Regions from separate parts of the Homo sapiens genome. Here region 1 is linked to region 2. A link is an interaction called in ENCODE POLR2A ChIA-PET data of the cell type or tissue named here. Cell type or tissue: A673. All regions are shown on one strand. Each heading gives the region's core, and the rest is flanking DNA. Links, peaks and the distances in the headings are about the cores only.

The links. ChIA-PET counts read pairs that join two places held together with the same protein. Peaks named below come from ENCODE experiments on the same cell type or tissue, not always from the same donor. Only the 100,000 strongest peaks of a DNase experiment are listed, where the experiment ranks them.
Region 1: POLR2A ChIA-PET joins it to region 2 with 5 read pairs; 2 of 35 experiments call an interaction of 5 or more read pairs at or near these places.

Annotation. Positions count from the first base shown.
Region 1 is chr17:29,742,393-29,748,375 of GRCh38, reverse strand. The region is part of intron 3 of SSH2 (slingshot protein phosphatase 2); the gene reads left to right. Among named protein-coding and RNA genes, the nearest start is that of SSH2-AS1, 110 kb to the right of the region's middle. In A673, for the core only: no CTCF peak of the experiment used is centred there; a DNase peak (open chromatin) is centred at 3,355; H3K27ac peaks cover 1,085 bases.
Region 2 is chr17:30,106,209-30,112,191 of GRCh38, reverse strand. EFCAB5 (EF-hand calcium binding domain 5) reads right to left here. Exons shown (of 23, transcript NM_198529.4): 23 at 3,740-4,358. The coding sequence ends at 4,168. Among named protein-coding and RNA genes, the nearest start is that of NSRP1, 7.6 kb to the left of the region's middle. In A673, for the core only: no CTCF peak of the experiment used is centred there; no DNase peak of the experiment used is centred there.

The DNA.
Region 1 (5,983 bases), core at 402-5,401, 360 kb after region 2:
AATTGGTTTACATCTAGTGAATCTTCTGGGTGTTATGGCCTTCAAATGTGAAAGAACAGTTAATGATCCCCTGTCAAAGTATAAAGATGCATTTGTGTTTTTATTATTGGTGGTAACTTTCTGTGGCTTTATCCACCCTTGTGATTGTTTAAAATCAGCAGAGCAGTAATTAACCTATAACTGAGGGGTATAAAAAAAGAGCTCTCAACTTTGGCTTTCTTGGAATCATGCTTAGCCAAGTTAACTGAGAAGTAAATCTGCACAATGAAGATGAACAGGAATGGTAAGGTAGTGATGTGCTCAAGTCAAGATTTCTTTTTGATAAGTCTAGAATGGATTTCTTTTTTTTTCTAAACTACTACTATTTGCCTTTGTGCTCACCTATATTTACTCCTGAAATTGGAAAGTGTCTCTAGACTTAACACTGATAAACACTGCCCAAAGCCAAATAACTAAAGATGTTGTCAGTCTCTGTTTCCAAGAGCTGTTGGGTCTCGCAATAATAGAGAGGCTGAAACTGCTGTAGATCATCTTGCTCCCATCTGCTCTTGGGTCCTTCCAGTAAATGGGAGTCCTCTTAATCTACCATATGTTAAACTGCCTTGGGGCTAAAGAACAGTGATGTAGATGTTATCACACAATTTCTGAATCTTTCACATACTTTACAATTTCTAAGGTGGAAAGAAAAAATCAGTATCCTATTTTTAGTTAGGGTTAGAGTTAGCTTTGCATCGTTGAATGATACAGGATGGTTGCTGTATAACTAACATAATTAAGTTTACCTTAAAGAAATATGCTAAGAACATCAAGGCCTTTTTAGGTGTTCCTGTAATTTGGAAAGGGTGTAGCCAGTAATTTATAAATAGATTGTTCTTGTTGCACACCAAAGGGCAAATCTGGGCTCACCCTTTTTGCATGTTGTGTGAATTTAACAACTTGTGTTTTCTGCATTAATCTATTTTTAGAGGGGTATAACCCCTCTTTTAGTAATTCGAGGGATTTGGCTTAGTTACACTTGGTAAAGCTACAAAATCCAGAGGTTTGAATCACTCCTAAATAAAGAGAAGCCTCAGTATTAGCCAATTATAAGCTTTCTTTAAAAGTTGTAACAATTTAGGTTTCCAGGGTAGAAGAAGTAGAATTATTTGATTTTTTTTGGTAATGAACTAAACTATTTAAATTGTTGTATATGTTTGTTTGAGGATGGTACCTGCCTCATTTCAGGACATTTTGGATATCACGTGAGATAATTATTCACAAGAAATAACAATAAAAATTCCAGTTATGGTTGTTACTTTTATCATCTGTACTTAATATTTATCCATCAAAATTTACATGGATATTCGTGATCCATAACAGGATATTTCAAGTCCTGAGCGTTCTAATTGTGGACTTTATATTGATTGTCTTCTGTAGTGACTGCGGAAAAGTTTATGCTACATATGGCTTTATCTGTTTGCAACTTAAGCAACACTTTAAGCATACTTCATCACCCCAGCAAAAAGCTGGTCAGGTTTATGAGCTTGGCATCTTATTGGTGCATTTTTGTCTCTGCTGTTCTCTGAATTTTGTGTCATAAAAACCAGTTAGTCTCCATGAGGGCTAAATTGAATGAGAGTTTTTTTCCTCTGATTTTAAATAAATATCACTTACAACAGAGCTCTTGGGAGATGCCATTTCTTCAGGACTCTCCTCTGACCCACGTCCCTTTTAAGTTACTCTTTCTCTTAATGTTAATATACACAGTTCTCATGAACATCAAAAGTTTTAATTTCCCATAATTGTATCATCTCTCTTTTTTCCTTTTTTTTTTTTTTTTTTTTTTTTTGAGACAGAGTCTCACTCTGTCGCCCAGGCTGGAGTGCAGTGGTATGATCTTGGCTCACTGCAACCTCCGCCTCCCGGGTTCAAGGGATTCTCCTGCCTCAGCCTCCCTAGTAGCTGGGATTACAGGCGTCCACCACCACACCCGGCTAATTTTTGTTTTTTTTTAGTAGAGGCGGAGTTTCGCTATGTTGGCAAAGCTGGTGTTGAACTCCTGACCTCAGGTGATCTGCCTACCTCAGCCTCCCAAAGTGCTAGGATTACAGGCATGAGACATTGCACCTGGCCTCATCTATTTTTAGGGGGAGCTTTAGTTTGAAAAGTTGGGGTTTCTGTGGCAGGATGTGAATTCTCAATGTAAATCTCTCTTCCTAAGAGATGAGTGAAATAAATGGATTCAAACAACAAATAAAACTGAACCTCTTTGAAGTCCCTTTGAACAGACTTGATATCTATCATTGTGTTAATCCTACCTCTGTGATGCCCTTCCCTCCTCAATAAAATCTCACACTTAATTCTTAAAGTATCCCGTTCCTTAAACATTCTCTTTAAAAACTCTTAAAAGATTTATTGGGTCACATATTCAGAATAACTACTTGCCATTTGTTATTGTACCTAACAGTAATAGTGCAGTGTTTGAAATGAAATGGACCTGAGCTCCAGAGTTCATCATTTATTATCTGTGTGACTTTGAACATATTATATAATCACCCTAAACCTTTTTCCTCATCAGTAAAATGGAACTTATAATACCTATGAGGATTAAATACGATATGGTAGCTTAAATTTTTGCTCATTTTGCTCTTTTGATATGAGCCAAATTATAGGAGAAATAATTAGAGTGGCACACTAGCATGATGGTAAACATTCTGTCATTTCCATCATTATCCTAAATTGCATCTATTCTGTGTAAGAAGTAAGAGATAAAAAAGAAGTACAAGACATGGTTCCTGAAGACAGGATACTCAGTTTGTTGAGGAAATAAGACGTCAATGAAGGGATAAATAAGAGCACAATTTATTGCATGGTAAGTGTCAGATGAACAGTACAATTTGTGCTTTAGAAATTCAGAGAACAGAAGGGTATCATTGTAGCTGGGTGCGGTGGCTCACGCCTGTAATCCCAGCACTTTCAGAGGCCGAGGCAGGCGGGTCACTTGAGTTCAGGAGTTCAAGACCAGCCTGGCCAACATGGTGAAACCCCGTCTCTACTAAAAATACAAAAATTAGCCGGGTGTGGTGATGGGCGCCTGTAATCCCCGCTACTCGGGAGGCTGAAGCATGAGAATCGCTTGAACCCAGGAGGCAGAGGTTGCAGTGAGCTGAGATCCTGCCACTGCACTCCAGCCTAGGTGACAGAAAAAGACTCTGTTTCAAAAAAAAAAAAAGAAAAACGAAAAGAAAATTACTTTGAGCATACTTTGGGTATATCATATGGGCAGAGCATCCGGAGTATCTACTAGGCACATAGCACAGTAACCAGTGTTTGCAGATTTTACATAGTTTATTTAGGAAGGTTGCCAATTTTGCAAGGCCATTGTTATTGAATCAGTACCAGTGACTGTGAGCACAATGTGAAATCCCCACAGGCAACACAAGAACAGAAATCATTAAACTATCTGCTAGTGGCTTTATGGTTTGTTTATTTAAACACACACACACACACACACACACACACACACACACACACACTCAAGTAATCCAAAGCAAAACTTCTTTCTCTTCTTCCTCCAGGTGCTTAGCTTTAGATATTATTATTACATCAGCATCACGTCGTAGGCAGGGTTATTCCCATGACACAGAGGGCTTATAATATTTACAATGGAGTGAGCTATAAGGGGAAGGGTGTGCTGATAGCTATTTTTCCTTGTTGTTATTGGCTTGGTTACTAGTTTAATGGCCTAGTTGCCAATTAATGGCTTAATGTATTTAATGTTCTATATAAGCAATGTACAACTCTTTAGTTTCTAAGTCAAATACACGTGAAAATCACCCTAGTGGATATGAGAATCTTCCATACAAATAGTAAGCCTGTGATTATACATTATCAGTAAAGATCAAGAACTATATAAATGCCATGTTACATTAAGCCCAAATGATAATTTAATGATATTGAGTCAAAAAAGAGATACTGCAGCTACTAAAAAGTTAGAAATTATGCCCTAATACACGCCGGGACCAGCAGGCTCCTCAGCCAACCCTGTCCCTCGGCCTGGCCCTGCCAGAGAGGGACCCCAGCCCATCTTGGGCATCGGCAGGACTCAGCCGCTCCCACCTCCCCACAGAAACCCAGGAGTGTGTGGACGTCTGAGCCCAGCTTCCTGCATCCCCACCCGGCCCACCTGGCCCCTCACCCCCGGCAGCGGGCCAGCTGCGCCCCCCACTCCCCCTCCTACCCCAGCAGGGGCTTCTGGGGCCTTTTCACCTAGAGAAACATTCCCACTGCCCTTTGGCGTCCCTGTACTCTGAGCTGTGAATATTTTTAACCCTGTGAATACGGCCCGCTCTTGTGACACAGAGACTATTTTATCAACTGTCAGCCCCATTCCTTTATGATAGGATTCTCCACAGTGGCTTCCGACTCAGGCTCCAATGGACCAAATAAAAGCGTTTTGTTTTGTAAAAAAAAAAAAAAAAAAAAAAAAGGAAAAAAGAAAAAAGAAATTATGCCCTAATAATGCCTATGCCAAGAAAAATGGCATACTGAAACTAGGTAAGAGAAACTGCATATTTCATAACATTTAGTGATTCTAACCAAATGAATTTAAACCCAGTATAATTTTTTTCAAAATTAAAAGTGAATAATGTAGTAGACTAGCTAGTTATCTCTAATGTAAAGATGAAAAACTATTGCTTTAATCATACTTTTTTTATTGTTTCCCCTTGGAAGTGCTTGAGTACATTTGTTAAGAACACGCTTTAATCCTGGTTATTAGTGTGCCGGGGCTTATTCACCCCTGTGGCTCTCCCATAGTCAGTCCCAGTTATCGTAGTCTACTATGCCCATGCTACTGGAATTTTCTCTTCTTGTTTTGTTGCTACTTTAGATGCTTGGAGAAATTCTCAGGAAGGCCATATGCCCCATTTGTCAGAAAATGATAGTGTCATAATGAAAAAGTTCGTTATGCTTAAAAAAAAAACAAATCTAGCCTCTTCCTCAATTAGAATCAAAATCAACAAATAAATATTGAATGTCAGTGCTCTTCTTTATGGCAATCTTATAAATAACTTCAGGAGAAATTTCCAAATGGAGAATCCCCTAGGCATTTAAAAAAAGAACTCTCTACCATTATATACAGTAAAGTTGATAATGAACTCAGCTTAAAAATGAACTTCTGTGCTATGCATGGTGGTCACGCCTGTAATCCCAGCACTTTTGGATTGCTTGAGGCCAGGAGTTCAAGACCATCTTGGCCAACATAGTAAAACCTCACCTCTACTAAAAATACAAAAATTAGTTCAGCGTGGTGGGACATGCCTGTAATCCCAGCTACTCAAGAGGCTGACGCATGAGAGTCCCTTGAACCCGGGAGGTGGAGGTTGCAGTGAGCTGATATCACGCTACTGAACTCCAGCCTGGACGACAGAGTGAGACTGTGTCTCAAAAAATCAAAAGAAGGCTGGGCACAGGGGCTCACGCCTGTAATCCCAGAACTTTGGGAGGCTGAGGTCGGCGGATCACTTGAGGTCCGGAATTCAAGACCAGCCTGGCCAACATGGTGAAACCCCGTCTCTACTAAAAAATACAAAAATTAGCTGGGCATGGTGGGCAGGTCTGTAATCCTAGCTTCTCGGGAGGCTGAGGCAGGAGAATTGCTTGAACCCGGGAGGCGGAGGTTGCAGTGAGCTGAGATCATGGCACTGCACTCCAGCCTGGGTGACAGAGTGGGACTCCATCTCAAAAAACAAAAAATGAACTAACCAGGCACAGTGGCTCATGTCTGTAATACCAGCACTTTGGAAGACTAAGGCGGGAGAACTGCTTGGGCCCAAGAGTTCAAGACCAGCCTGGGCAACATAGTGAGACCTCACCTCCACAAAAAATTGAAAAGAAAAAAAAAAAAAAAAAAACTGGGTGTGGTGGCACATACCTCTCGTCCTAACTACCCAGGAGGCTGACCCAGGAGGATTGTTTGAGCCCAGGAGGTCAAGGATTCAGT
Region 2 (5,983 bases), core at 590-5,589:
ACACTGCTCCCATTGCTGTTTCCCAGTTTGGCTTGTCCATGGTTTGGGTGCTTTTTATATTAGGCCATTTCACAAATTGGTCTCACTTTGGTAAGGGGTCACCCCTAATTCAAACAACTGTAGCTACAGAGTCAGTCACGTAATGGCCACCCAGGGTTGCCTCATCACTTGAAGTCCCTGGGCAGGACAGTCTAAGCTCAGACAGTAGATGGAGGAGAGGTTAAATACGGTTAATGACTAGGAAATGGTACACCTACTGAGGGTAGTAACCAAGTTTAAGGGCAGAGAAATTAGGCAATATTTATTTATTTATAAATTTAACAAATTTGACCAAGAAAAAGATTATGGAACTGGACAGCATTCTAGACCAAAGATGGTTCACAATGGCCCTTCTTGCAAAGTGGTGAGCTATATTTATAACCAGAAAACAGGTGAAATAGGTAATATTTAATTCACTGATCTTGTCAGTTGAGAGAGGTTTTTTAATTAAAATTTTTATTTTTGCTTTAAAAAATTTGTTTAACTTTTAGGTTCGGGGTACATGTGCAAGTTTGTTATATAGGTAAACTTGTGTCATGGGGGTTCACTGTACAGATTATTTCATCACCCAGGTATGAAGTCTAGTATCCAATAGTTACTTTTTCTGATCCTGAGAGAGGTCTTTGTAACAAGATTCTGTGGAAGGAGAGTAAGAATATGGCATTGATGATGTGGGGTGAGGTTTTTGGGACTGGCATTGCATAAAACCTCATATATGAGAGGAATGCACAATTCTTTTTTTTTTTTTTTTTTTTCAAGACGGAGTTTCGCTCTTGTTGCCCAGGCTGGAGTGCAATGGCGCGATCTCAGCTCACCGCAACCTCCACCTCCCGGGTTCAAGTGATTCTCCTGCCTCAGCCTCCCGAGTAGCTGGTATTACAGGCATGTGCCACCATGCCCGGCTAATTTTGTATTTTTAGCAGAGACGGGTTTTCTCCATGTTGGTCAGGCTGGTCTCCAACTCCTGACCTCGGTTGATCCGCCCGCCTCAGCCTCCCAAAGTGCTGGGATTACAGGCATGAGCCACTGTGCCTGGCCTGCACAATTCTTAAATTACCTTCAAATGGTCTTCTGAGTTAGAAGATTGAGAATGTCTAGAAGTTCAGGGCATCTGGTCGCTTAAGCATATTTAGATTAAGAGGGAATTGGCTGGGTGCACTGGCTCACGCCTGTAATCTCAGCACTTTGGGAGGCTGAGGGGGCCAATCACTTGAGGCCAGGAGTTCAAGACCAGCCTGGCCAACATGGTGAAACTTGTCTCTACTAAAAATACAAAAATTAGCCAGGTGTGATGGTGTGTGCCTGTCATCCCAGCTACTTGGGAGGCTGAGGTACAAGAATCACTTGAACCCGGGAGGTAGAGGTTGCAGTGAGCCAACATTGCACCACTGCACTCCAGCCTGGGTGACAGAGTGAGGCTCTGTCTCAAAAAAAAAAAAAAAAAAAAAAAGAGGGAATAGGAGGCCAATTACAAAAGACCACATGTTGTATACAAAATGTCCAGATGGGCAAATCGGTAGAGAAAAAAAATTAGCGGTTGCCTAGGGCTGGGGGTAGGGGAAAGTGGGGAGTGACTGCTAATGGGTATGTGGTTTCTTATTGGGATGATCAAAATTTTCAGCGGGCGCGATGGCTCACGCCTGTAATCCCAGCACTTTGGTAGGCCAAGGTGGGCGGATCACGAGGTCAGGAGCTCGAGATCAGCCTGGCAAACATAGCGAAAACCCGTCTTTACTAAAAATACAAAAGATTAGCCGAGCTTGGTGGCCGGCGCCTGTAATCCCAGCTACTTAGGAGGCTGAGGCAGGAGAATCGCTTGAACCCAGGAGGCTTGAACCCAGGAGGTTGCAGTGACCCAAGATGCACCACAGCACTCCAGCCTGGGCAACAGAGCAAGGCTCTGTCTCAAAAAAAAAAAAAAAAAAAAAAAAAATCTAAAGTTGATTGTGGTAAGGGTAGTACAACTCTGTGAATATACAAAAAAAAAAAAAGTAATTCTACGCTATAATGGGTAACTTTTATGGTATGTGGATATGTTAGTAAAGCTGTTTAAAAAGGCAATTGGAGCTTTTTTGAGACTCCATTGTCATTATCTTGATACTTCATGTTGTTCCTGAGCCATGACAAGCCAAAAGTATAAAAGAAAGTGAAGCTGGGCGCAGTGGCTCATGCCTGTAATTTCAACACTTTGGGAGGCCGAGGCGGGAGGATCACTTGAGTCCAGCAGTTTAAGGCTGCAGTGAGCTATGATCAAGCCACTGCACTCCAGCCTAGGGGACAGAGCGAGACCCTGTCACTTAAAAAAATAAAAAAGAAAGCAAAGGAGAGAAAGTGGTCTGGATGGTCTACACTGTACAGTGTCATTGTTACCTATGAGCTATCAGGAAAGAGCCAATAACAAATTCAGTTAATCAAGTCCAAGCTTCTGAAGCATATGTAAGTATAAGTAAATAAATAAATCTATTAACAGCGAAATAAATGGATTTAGATATAAATCTGTATCTAACCTTCATCAGGTATAAATAACATCCTCCTCACTCAAAATATAAGCTCCTAAGGTTAAGGGACAGTATTTTACTTGAATGATTATTTAATAAATTTAACCGATCTGGCTTGTTTGGCTGCAAATTTTAAAGTAGTTTTCAAAAGACTGACAGCATGGTCATTAGCCTAGTAAGAAAGTTGGAAAGTGTGAGATTTCTAGGGTGCTGGCAAGGGCAATAAACCAGAAATTATGTGCTAGGTCCGCTCTGCCTCTTATGCCTGTTGTGAACTGGGCAACTCATTTATAAAATAAAATAGAGATAATATCAGGACTACCCACTTTATAGATTATTGGAAGAATCAAATAAGCTAGTATGCGAAAACACTTCAAGTTAAAGTGCCATGCAAATGTATGATATTTTTCATCAAGCTAGAAGTCATTTAGTTAATTTAATTTCCAGGATAACGGTTACAAACATGGCATTCTGCAAAATCTTTCCTTCCTTGCCACCTAAAATGCCATTTGTATTCACAGTGAACTCTGTAAACTTGCTCTGAAGCCATCAGGATATGTGGTTATGAGTTTAATATCTTCAAGAACACTGTTCCTTGGAATGTTGCTCTGAAGGCCCTAAAAAGCCCCCTTCCAAATATGAAACAGGCATATAGGTTAAAACTGGCATGTGATCATCCGAGAGAGGAGGACTGGTAATAACACTGCCCTCTTATCAGAAAAGGTTAAAAAGGGACGGCCAATCTCAAATTATAAGATATTTGGACACATCACATTTTGTCAATCTAATAAAGAAAATAAAGTTTAATTTCCCAAAATTTTATTAAAACTGGACTCTGTCATCAGATATCTATTGCAAAGATGAAATCTCACCACAGAGCAGTAAAGTTTGTCATAAAAACAAGCTTTAAACAAATATAAATTCTTTTTGTACTTTTGAACTGAAGAGGTTTTTATCATTAAAAAAGTGTCTTCTTTTTTCCATGAGTCATGGACATTTTCCCACAAGAATTTCTGTTCATTAAAATGACTTTTGAGTACCCCATAAATATGTACAACTACTATGTACCCACAAAAATTAAAAATTAAAAAGTTAAAAACCAAAAGCAACTTTTGAGTTGTTAAGGCAAGAGTATGGAGGCAGAGAGAGGGAAGAGGCGATGTTTAGATAAGTCTTTGAAAAATTAGAAAAACAATTCTCAGTCCATTTCTTAAAAATCTTTATTATTTGGTATTCTTTTGGTTTATCTTTATTATTTCGTATTCTATTTGGTATTCTTGTTTTCTAAATCCTCAGCTGTTACTTTGAACCTTATAAGAATGAAAAATAACTACCCAATCAACCATAACAGTTCCACAGCAGATACAAAGCTCAAACTGAAAGGAAGCTTTCAAATATATTCTATAACATACTTAAATACACTTGGCTATGGCTACCTTAGCTGGGTATTTTTTGGCTAAATTTCTTCTTAGGTAGCACTTTTGGGTTTAGAAAGTGCTGAGATAAATATTAGCAGCAGAAGACATTTATAGGTACCCCTTTCCAATGGAAAATATTTTATAGTTAACAAACAAAACTGATAACAAACAAAGGATCCTAAATACAGTATCAATTCCATTATCATCCATTATCACTTCTCTTGCAAACCTTCCCCTGGCATTTTTGCATACATATAATTGTCAGTCTTGGAGGGCAACGGAGGTGTAATACCACTATTTAGTTGTTTGGTTATCTTCATGAGAGCTGAACAGATGTGTATCCAGTGGTATAGATGTTCAATGACAACATTACCAAATTTCCATACTTCAGTTCGGGAATGATCTGCATCAGGAAAAAAAAAGAAAAGTAAGAGTGGAGAGTTTTGCACTTTACTATTAAAATTATAAGTTCTAATATTATGATTAAAGTTCATTAGATATGTTTTGAGTCAAAACCAAGCAGAATCTTGTGTAAATATGTAATTACAGGAATATGGATAAATTTTGGTATAGTCATACAATGGAATACTTAACAGCAGTTAACAAAGAATTAGAGTTATTTGTATTCATGAATAAATCTCAAAATATTCAATACAAAAAGTAAGTTATAGAATAATGTGTACTTTTGGGCACAATTAAACGGCTTTAAAACCTGCAAGATAGTATTATATTATTTATGGATTCATTAGCATATAGTAAAAATAAGAAATCATGCATGAAACCAATACCAAATTCATGATAGTATTATCTCTAGGGAAAGACGAGAAGACAGTGGGATCGAGGAAAGATAGAAATCCTCAACTGTTCCTATAATGTTTTCTTTAAAAAGTCTAACTCAAATATAGTGTTAAGGTTGGATATAGAATATAGCTTCATAATGACTATGCAGGTATTATTCTCTATACTTGCATGTTTGAAATATTTCCTAATTAAAAATTATTTAAAGCTATATAGTAACTGCACACCATTATATGTTTTAAGTTTTTTAAATTGAAAACTGTTAAACTGTCATTCATAAAAGTTGCTTTTTCCCAGGAGTCAATGACTAATATTCAAACAGAATGGTCCAATGGAAAGACTATATAGAGTTGAACAGATGAGGGTTCTGTCCAATGGAAAGACTATATAGAGTTGAACAGATCTTGGCTCTACACCAATGAGTTTTGTCACTTAACTGCTCTGAGCCTCAGTTTCTTCTTCCATAAAACAAAATTGTAAGAATTGTTTTTTTCTTTTGAGACAGGGTCTTGCCCTGTTGCCCAGGCTGGAGTGCAGTGGCACGATCATGGCTCACTGCAGCCTCAATCTCCCATGCTCAGGTGATCCTCCCACTTCAGCCTCCCAAGTAGCTGGGACCAGAGGCTGAGAAAATATATGTGAAGATCTGTCACAGAGTAGTTGCTCAAAAATATTAACTACCGGCTGGGCACAGTGACTCACACCTGTAATCCCAGCACATTGGGAGGCAGAGGCAAGTGGATCACTTGAGGTCAGGAGTTTGAGATCAGCCTGGCCAACATGGTGAAACCCCATCTCTACTAAAAATACAAAAATTAGCCAGGCGTGGTGGTGGGCACCTGTGATCCCAGCTACTTGGGAAGCTGAGGCAGGAGAATCGCTTGGACCTGGGAGGTGGAGGTTGCAGTGAACTGAGATTGTGCCACTGCACTCCAGCCTGGGTGGCAGAGTGAGACTCCATTTCAAAAAATAATAATAATAATAATTACCCCCTTTCTTTCAGATGCCTCTCATCCACAAGTCTATTTTATTCATTTCTGTTATTCCTAGTAACTAACTCAGTGCCTAACCCAATACATGTTTGCTGATTTGAGTAAACCATTTGGTTATAATTGAGTTCAAGCTTTATTATTTATTTATTTATAATTATAAATAAATAATTTATTCATTATCTTTAATAATAGAGACAGGGTCTTATGTTGCCCAGGCTAGTCTTGAACTTCTGGCCTC